Linked DNA regions of Mus musculus: region 1 is linked to region 2. The links are chromatin contacts, found by Hi-C or POLR2A ChIA-PET in ENCODE. All regions are on one chromosome and are shown on one strand. The core of a region is the stretch at or near the end of the contact, and the rest is flanking DNA. Distances in the headings are between cores, read along the strand shown.

The links. Hi-C counts contacts between places; a loop is a spot of excess contacts on that map. ChIA-PET counts read pairs that join two places held with the same protein, here RNA polymerase II (POLR2A).
Region 1: a map of heart shows a loop between it and region 2 (4-fold over the local background). The contact joins the enhancer-like site here to the promoter of Blm in region 2. A Hi-C loop is called at or near these places in 4 of 37 maps with a recorded cell type or tissue (heart and mouse trophoblast stem cell). POLR2A ChIA-PET finds 5 or more read pairs at or near these places in 2 of 5 experiments (both embryonic stem cell).

What each region holds. Positions count from the first base shown.
Region 1 is chr7:80,580,165-80,584,285 of GRCm38, reverse strand. No RefSeq gene overlaps it. Among named protein-coding and RNA genes, the nearest start is that of Gm42398, 26 kb to the right of the region's middle. Within about 2 kb of position 1,430, at least 1 of the 3 ENCODE cell types and tissues checked has a DNase peak (open chromatin) inside an H3K27ac peak, as active enhancers do; it is heart, where a contact is called at or near this core.
Region 2 is chr7:80,532,684-80,537,132 of GRCm38, reverse strand. It overlaps Blm (Bloom syndrome, RecQ like helicase), which reads left to right and starts at 2,014. Exons shown (of 22, transcript NM_001042527.2): 1 at 2,014-2,090.

The sequences.
Region 1 (4,121 bases), core at 181-2,680, 48 kb before region 2:
TGTGTCCCCATGTGAACACTAGATGGAGCTGAGGCTGTACGAGTGGTTCTAAGGACAGGGGAAACAACCAAAGAAAGAGAGCCACTTGATCCCCTGGGTCTCTGAAGATTGGCATCAGGAAGGACTGACGCCCACAGTGACAGAAGGCCATCAGCATCCTTAGTGACCACTACCAACGATCAGACACTGCACACCCACGTTCCTTCCAGCAACCTAAAAGAACTGCAGAGAGGCTCAGGGTCACCTATCTGCCAGTGGGCACGCAAGGCCCTGACCCTAAGGAGACTGACTCCACGACCTCCTGCTTTCTGTCTCTGTCCTTGCCATGGCACAGGATTCCCAAGGCTTCAAGCTACATCCTGAAGCCGGGCAAGCTGCTATACACATGGAAGCCGAATGCTTGGGAGGTGGGACAGATGTCCACGGCCAGCCTCAGCTATATGACAAGACTGAAGCCAGCCTGGGCTACATGATACCCTGTCTTAGAAATACATACATATATATACACGTATACATACATACATATATATGGAGAGAGAGAGAGAGAGAGAGAGGTGCTGGAGAGGGAACTCAGTGGTTAAGATCACTGACTGCTCTTCAGAGAACCCAGACTCAATTCCCAGCACCTGCACGGCAGCTCACAACCATTCAAGACTCCAGTTCCAGGGAGCCTATGCCCTTTTCTGGCCTCTGTAGGCACTGGATGCATTTTTTTTAATGTAAAATTTAAAAAAAAAAAAAAGGTGTTTTAAAGGGCTTTACTGGCCTGGGGAAGAAAGTGAAACCCTGAATTGATCTCTACCACTGTCCAGAAAGAAAGAGCCTTGTTTTTATAAATGTGCACATTCATGATCACAGATGCAAAACAGCGCCGAGCCACACCCCTGAGGCTAGGCTTTCAAGTGGTTGGAACCTGGAACTCCTAGAAATCACTGGGGCTGGCTGGTACCCAGGCAGCTTTGGTAGAGAGGTGTGCACCGTGGATGATAGAGAAAGGATCAGCGGTAGGGGAATGCGCCCCAGTAATAGTGTGCTTTTAAGAAAAAAAAATTCTGTTTAACAGAACAAAAGGAAATCTAGATGTGATGGGGAAAGTTACCAAGCCACAAAGAGTCACATGCTTTTTACGTCGCTAATACGTTTTTTCAAAGAACAATACTAAGTGCTTGACTTGTGCTTTTGACAGACTGGGACTGCGGACAGACAGACGGACAGACGGCATCTCCCGAGGACCCGAGTTTAGGAGAGGAAATGAGCTCGTCACCACTTCCGGGCTCCTTCCCCTCCCACATTTTATGAGTTTGAGTTTTCTCATTGTCAAGGCTTGCACTATTTACATCCTGTCCGGTAACCTTCGCTCCCACCATTGTTTGGCCGCTGTTCCGGGTGTGGACTCCGTGCTCTGGCCTGTCCTTGCAGAATGGGCTTCCCACTCCTCATCCCCCACCCATTCCTCCTAAGCCTTTGTCATCAGGGAATCTTTGCCAGAAGGGCTGAGCTAGTCCCAGCCACAGGTGTCTGGATTCTCTGCTGCCAACCTTGAAGGTTTTACAACAGCCTGATTTATGCCTGATGCCTGGGGGAAATTGATAGGGAAAAACAAACAAACAAACAAACAAGAAAAAAAACTACTGTGCTGCTATGCCTCCCAATATAAGTACGGGAGTCCTGACTCGGAGTTGGTGATGGATGGTTGAAGTGTTAGAATTTGGAACTAAAGAAAATAACCGGGCAGTCCTGACTCTGTGTGTGTGTGTGTGTGTGTGTGTGTGTGTGTGTGTGTGTGTGAGAGAGAGAGAGAGAGAGAGAGAGAGAGAGAGAGAGAGAGAGAGAGAGAGAGAGAGATGGTGCTGGAGGCTACTGAGCTGGGAACTGGGAAGTCAGAATTGATTTAGACAGTCCTTGCCTCTGGTTCACATATACCCGTGGGGAAGCAAGACTTCCCCATTGTGATGCACATGCCTGTAGCCTGAGCGCGTTGGAGGTGGAGGCAGGAGGATAGTGAATCTGAGGCTATCCTGGGCTACCTGAGGCTCTGACTCAAAAACAAAAAGGCCAAGAGAAAGAGAAAAATGCATCTCTGGAACTTTCCATTTTCTATTTCTGGGCTGTGATTGCCCACCCCTAACTACAATGGCAACACCATGGATAAAGACAGACTAACTGCTGACAACATGGGTAAGGACAGACTGCTTTTCCCTTGGGAGGGAGCAGGGAGAAAGTTGAATGGTTTTCTGAGTATCAACACGAGCCCCTGAAGTAGGAAATCTTAGCTGCTTCATGAAGCATCTCACAGGAGGGGCCCAAGAGAAGGAGACCCAGGGGCCAGAATCCATGGACACAGCAGCTGTAGGCTAGGCTTTGCAAACTGTCCACCAGTGTCTTCCTGTGATAGCAAAGGACATGCATTGCCCAAACCAGATCCTTCTGGGAGTGAAAAGAAACATCCCGACATCAGCCAGGACCATAGAAGCAAACAGGGTCCCCATTCAGGAGCAGACATGGGGCCTAAGCATATGGACTCTCTAGTGAGACACTGGGGTTAATGTCTGCCCTCCACCCTTTACTGTGAAAAAGAGGCAAGCTGGTGGTTGCTCTCTGCCTCAGTTTCTTTATCAGATAAAGAGAGGGACGCCCCACCTCCCCTCCCCATCACTACAGGATGAGCATCCTCCATTTCTGCTGTTAGTCTTTGGATTCTGTTGCTATTGTTATTTATTGTTAGCTATTGTTCTATAGTCCATACCAGTCTCCAACTGCTGCATTTTGAGAACAACTTCTGAACTCCCCACTTTTTGTTTTCCACCTCCCCAGTGCTGGAATTACAGGCCTATCCCACCACCTCTGGTTATTCTTTATATTAAAGTGAGTCCTTTATTACAAAGACCTCAAACCATGAGAAAATGATTTCTGAGAAGCAATGGGCCCACGACTTCTGAAGTGAACACCTTAGTGTTTGGGACTACTCAGAAAGGTCTCATGGCTGCCTCTGCAGCTGTGCTGGCTCCAGAGCAGCTGGGAGCCGGCAGCTCTGCTCTACCTTCTCAAGATACCAATGCCTACGTAGCCTCAGGAGCCTCCAGACCAACCTCTAACAATGTTTGCTTGTTACTTGTTCCAACCCTTTAAAATCAGGCTTTTCCTCTGGTGGTTTCTTCAGGGGCTTTGATTCTCTCCAAAAAACAAACAAACAAACAAACCTCTGCAAACATCTACAGGTCTTTTATTGGGCCCAGGACGGAGTTCTGCAAGCTGGAGGCTACCTGGGCCCTCACCTCCCGGAACTGGGCCATGAAATTCCACAATGCTGGCCCATCCACGCAGCCCATTAGATGCACTCTCTCAGGAGTCTGAAGCACTAGTAAGAGAGACAGAGAGTCTGGGAGTTAAACCAAATTAATGGCCATGCTCCAGAGAGAAGGTTCTGGGAGGCCTGATCGTTGAGCGATTCCTCAGTCCATGCAAGGGGCTCTGCCGACATTCTCCTTGGAGCCCTGGTGTCGGCACATCAGCTGGCTAGCTTGCCAACGCACACTCCCTAAGGACAGCCTGTGGCGTCCAAACTCTGCCTCTCCACGACCTACATGGCTGATTCTGCCCTCCCTTTGCAATCAGGCAGGGCAGTGGGGGCTGATGATATGTGACTTCCAGTTCAGGCTTTCTGAAGCTGCTTGGCTTGGCTCTGAGGAACTTCCTGTGTGACCCCACAGGGTGGCAGCAGCCACTTGCTGCTAACCACTCCTCCCCTGGGGGGCCTGAACGTCGGCATTCCTGGGACAAGCACTGGTCCTTCTGGGTGCTGAGGACAGGGTGCACAGATGGGGACCTGTGTAGGGTTAGGGTGGTAGCTGCATAGTGAAGAGGGGTTTGTGCTAAAAGACTTCTCAGCATCTTTAGAGTGCCAGTCCATCTCCACGTGCTTGGTGTGGCTACCAGCAGCTTTCAGACTGAGCCCCGAGTCCTTTCAGGCTCCAACATCTTGTGGAGCCGCATGAGAAGTTATGTTCAGAGGTAGATGGAGAGACTGGAAGGCGTTCAAACCCCAAGGGAAAGGGAAGGAGGAGACCAAAGCCAAGAAAAAGACAGGATGCCACGGAACTTCAATATGGAGGACCACAGGA
Region 2 (4,449 bases), core at 765-3,264:
TGCTTAATTATTGGGGTCTGGTGCTGCAGGCATGCTCCTTGGAAGGCAAGGGCATTAAAATTTCAATGCATAGCTGGGTAGTTGTGTTAACCACCTTTAATGCCAACACTTGGGAGGCAGAGGTAAGTGGATCTCAGAGTTCAAAGCGAGGCTGATCTACAGAGTGAGTTTCAGGACAGCCAAGACTACACAAAGAAACCCTGTCTCAGAAAGAAAGAACAAACAAAAGAGAGAAAGAAGAAATGAGGAGGAAAGGAAGGAAGGAAGGAAAAAGAAAAGGGAAAAAGAGAAAAAAAAGGAAGGAAGGAAGGAAGGAAGGAAGGAAGGAAGGAAGGAAGGAAGGAAATTTCAAGGCATGCCTGCACTTCCTAGCACTCAGAAGGCAGAGGCAGGCAGATGTCTCTAAGTTTGAGGCCAGCTTAGTCTACATAATTAAGTAACAGGCTAGCTAGGGCTACATAGACGCAGCTTTAAAAACATTTTATCAGTTTGTCAGCAGGATGCCTAAAGATGCAGACACATATAGATAGTAAGAAATTTACAATAATGAAACACATGAGTCTAGTCATCATCTGCAGCTATACTTCCTTGGTTTTTGTAACTCATAATAGTTTAGCACAAATGCAATATATAGAACTTGCATATTGTATTTTGGATCTCTAGGTATTTTCACTATATGTGTCCTCTAACCCACAACTCTCCACCAGTTTTCTCTAGATATGAATATTTAAATTTTATAAAGATCCCACATATAAGATCATGCAATAATAATTTACTGTGTCTGGCTTATTTCACTTAGCATAATGTCCCTAAATGGAAAGATCTGGTTCTTTTTACCAGGCTAATTACTATTCTGATGTGCATTTCCCGTCTTTCTCCTGACAGCTTATTTTCATATCTTGGCTATTGTGGATTATGCAGCAATGAACAAGGGAAAGCTGATAGCTTTAGGAAGTTATTTATTAATTTTCTTTGGGTATATGTCAGAGGAGATGTTTCTGGGTCATGAGGTAACTTTTAGTATCTTTCAAATCCTTTGTACTGTTTTCCATATTGTTGTAACAGTTTGAATTTACTCCTTAAAAGAGGGAAAGGGTCCGGCAGTGGTGGCATACGCCTTTGATCCCAGCACTTGGGAGGCAGAGGCAGGTGGATTTCTGAGTTGGAGGCCAGCCTGGTCTACAGAGTGAGTTCCAGGACAGCCAAGGCTATACAGAGAAACCCTGTCTCAAAAAACCAAAATAAATAAATAAATAAATAAATAAATAAATAAAATAAAAAGAGGGTAAGGACAGATGACAGGGTTGGAAGAGAAAAAAATTAACAAGAGCCCACTTTGGTGGAATATGTAATCCTAGTATTTGGGAAGTGTAAGTAGGTGGATCGGGAGTTCAAGGTCAGCTTCTCCTACACAATTTGGTGGAGGTTTGAGGCCAACCTGGGCTATGTAAGGTCCGGTCTCAAAAAAACTAAAAGTTACAAAAATAGAAGATCAGGCATCACCGGGCTGCATTCATGGTGGAAGCTACCCACTAGAACTGAAGCTTCACCCTCGGCATCTGCATGCCAGCTGAAGTATCTGAGCTTGCGACCGATTAATGACAGTCAGCAGTGGAAGAACCGCCGAAGTTTCACAAGAATAGAGGGTGAGATCCAAAAGAAGAGGCCCACAGACGCTTCGCCTGATTTACCGGAACTAGCAAGCCTCGGCTGTCTTCAAACATCACAAAATCTCTACCATGCCACAGACTGGGCTTCAGGCGCCTTTCCCTACACTAGGAAAACAAAAAACAAAAAACAAAACAAAGCCTTACTACGCCGGAAGCCAGGTAGTTTGCCATAATCACCTGACCGGTCAGCTGCATTCGGATTGGGCTTTAGTAGTACGTGCTCGGGGGATACCGCCCCAGCAGCTCTAGGGGCGGGGCCAGGAGCCAGAGGCCACGGTATTGGTTAGATCCTTCAGGGATTACCCAATCAGAATCATCCTTCTTGCCGCGCAGAGCGTGCGGCGCGGGGCGCAGGAGGGCCGTGTCGGCGCGCGGAGTTTGGATGGTGGTTCCGCCCGGCGCGACGTAAGCCTGAGTGAGGTGAGTTCGGCGCGCGCTGGGTTGCGGTGGCTCCGCCGACTAACAGAGCCCGAGGCCTTGGCCATTTCACCAGTCATCCGTCCCAGGTTCTCCGAGCCTCGCTTGTGGCGAGAAGCCCAGACCGGAGTAGAGACCTGGTGACCCAGAAAAGGCCATGTCAGGCGGCCGAGGCTCGAGTCTCACTGTCCACACTTTCCTTAAGGCCTTGATTGTCATACGCGAGAAATTAGCTCATCTGCTTCCCGTAGTTTGTGTAGTGCTGCAACGACCCCTCGTAGCAATGCATGCTTTCGAGACGCCAGAAGAGGTGGAGGTGCCCTGTTTTTAATCGGAGAAGCAGGAGCTCAGACCTCGTTTGCCGAAAGGGCGCGCGGGCTTGGATGCCAGATGAGGTTTGAATAGGACCTGCCCAGCTCTGAAGCCTATCTCACTGCCCCAGGCTTCCTCCCAGTCCCTCTTAACTGTCATAGGTTACCGGGTGAGGGTGACTGAGATGAACCTGCCATCTTCCGGTGTCGCCTTTAAATACACAGCTCTCCTACCTCAGCAAGGGGTAGGGGTGGGAAAGACTGATCGAGAGATGACAAGATGGAGGAGAAGGAGAGAGGCAGACGCCTGGGGAGTAATACATTTAATTGAGCTTGGAAGGAACTTGTCTCAGCCATCCAGTGCTGAGTTGACGTCACACCGTCTCAGCCATCCAGTGCTGAGTTGACGTCACACCGGCTTGAGTCAACATTTTGTTAGCCTGACTGCTATTCTGTTTGGATGTCACTTTAACTTTGCTTGGATGAAGTGGGATTTTTAGGTTCCCAAGATAGGGATTTAGTACCAGTTTGTTTGTTTTGGATCTTGTAGTCCCGTCTGGCCTCAAACTTGTAGAGCTGAGGGTGACTTTGGACTCCATGATCTTTTCAGCCTCAACCTCTCAAGTGCTTGAGTTACAGACCCATGTCACCATCCCTGTTATTTAAAGTGTATATACTGTGAAATATGTACTTCTGCAAAAGAGACTCACAGATTTCTCTGTGTAGCCCACTGTAGACCAGGCTGGCCTCGAACCCTGATTCCACTGCCTTTCCCTCCTGAGTGCTGGAATTAAAGGCAATGGCTGCCACTGCTGGACAGAATGTAGCATCTTAAACTTGGTTGAGGGACATGCTCTATTTTCTAAATTTTTACCTTTTGTCAGGAATGGAGATAGGAGTATGTTCTTGTCCATGTTTGTGTGTGTGTGTTAATGTGCAAGAAGACCAGAGGTACCTTCTGCAGTTGTCTTCCATCTTAGTGTTTGGGGCAGTCTCACTGAACCTGGAACTTACTGATTAAACTAGCAAGCCTCCCAGGACTGGCATTATAGATGCACATTACCACTCCTGACTTTCTAAGTGGGTTCTGGAGATCTGAAATCAGGTCCCTATGTTCATACTACAAGCAGTTTACTGACTGAGCCATCTTCCCAGGCCTTTTCTGTCTTACCAGGTTCAAAGTAATTGAAAAATTATCTGTATAATTTTGTGCCTAAAAGCCTTTGAGTATCTTGCTTTCCTGTAGAATAAGATCAGTTGCCACTAGGAATTTTGGTGGTTCACACCTATGACCCCAATTGGCACTTTGAATGAGACAGGAGAATGGAAAGTTAAGAGCAGCTTTATAAAGACTATCTTAGAAGCAAGCTACCTCCCAGAGCAAGCCTATAATCCACACACACATAGAAGGTGGAGACAGAAGGATCAGAAGTTGAAAGTTTTCCTCGGGTGCATAGTAAATTTGAGACCGGTCTAGACTATATGAGACCCTGTCTCCAAAACCCAAAACAAACATTAAAATGCTCATTACATTTATAATGTCTTTCTGTCACTCTGGCTATTATTGTTTTTGTTATTATTAATATTATTTTGGGGGTGGTTTTGAGTCAGGGTTTCTCAGTGTAGCTCCGGCTGTCCTGGAATTTACTCAGTAGACCAGGCCTTGAACTCAGAGATTTGCCTGCCTCTGCTTTCTGAGCGCTGAGATTAAAGGTGTGCACCACTACTGCCTGACTCATAACAAAACTTTAACAGTATTTTTTATTTGTGTGTGAGCTTGATGGGATCAGAGAACAACTTGCAGTTCTCTGCCATCGTGTGGGGCCAGGGGATTCGAATCAGGTTCTCAGGCTTGGCCAGCAGTCTTACTGCCTAAGCCAACCGAATGGTCCTGTTTTTGTTTTTTTCACAAGTTCTTAACACATTTTAGTTATAAAATAGGCTATAATAGATTTTTCTTAGGTAATTGTTTACAGTGTACTCATACTTGAGTGGTTCACATTTTTTAGTTTAGTATTCTGTGTAGCATACAAGCACTCTAACTGTGAACT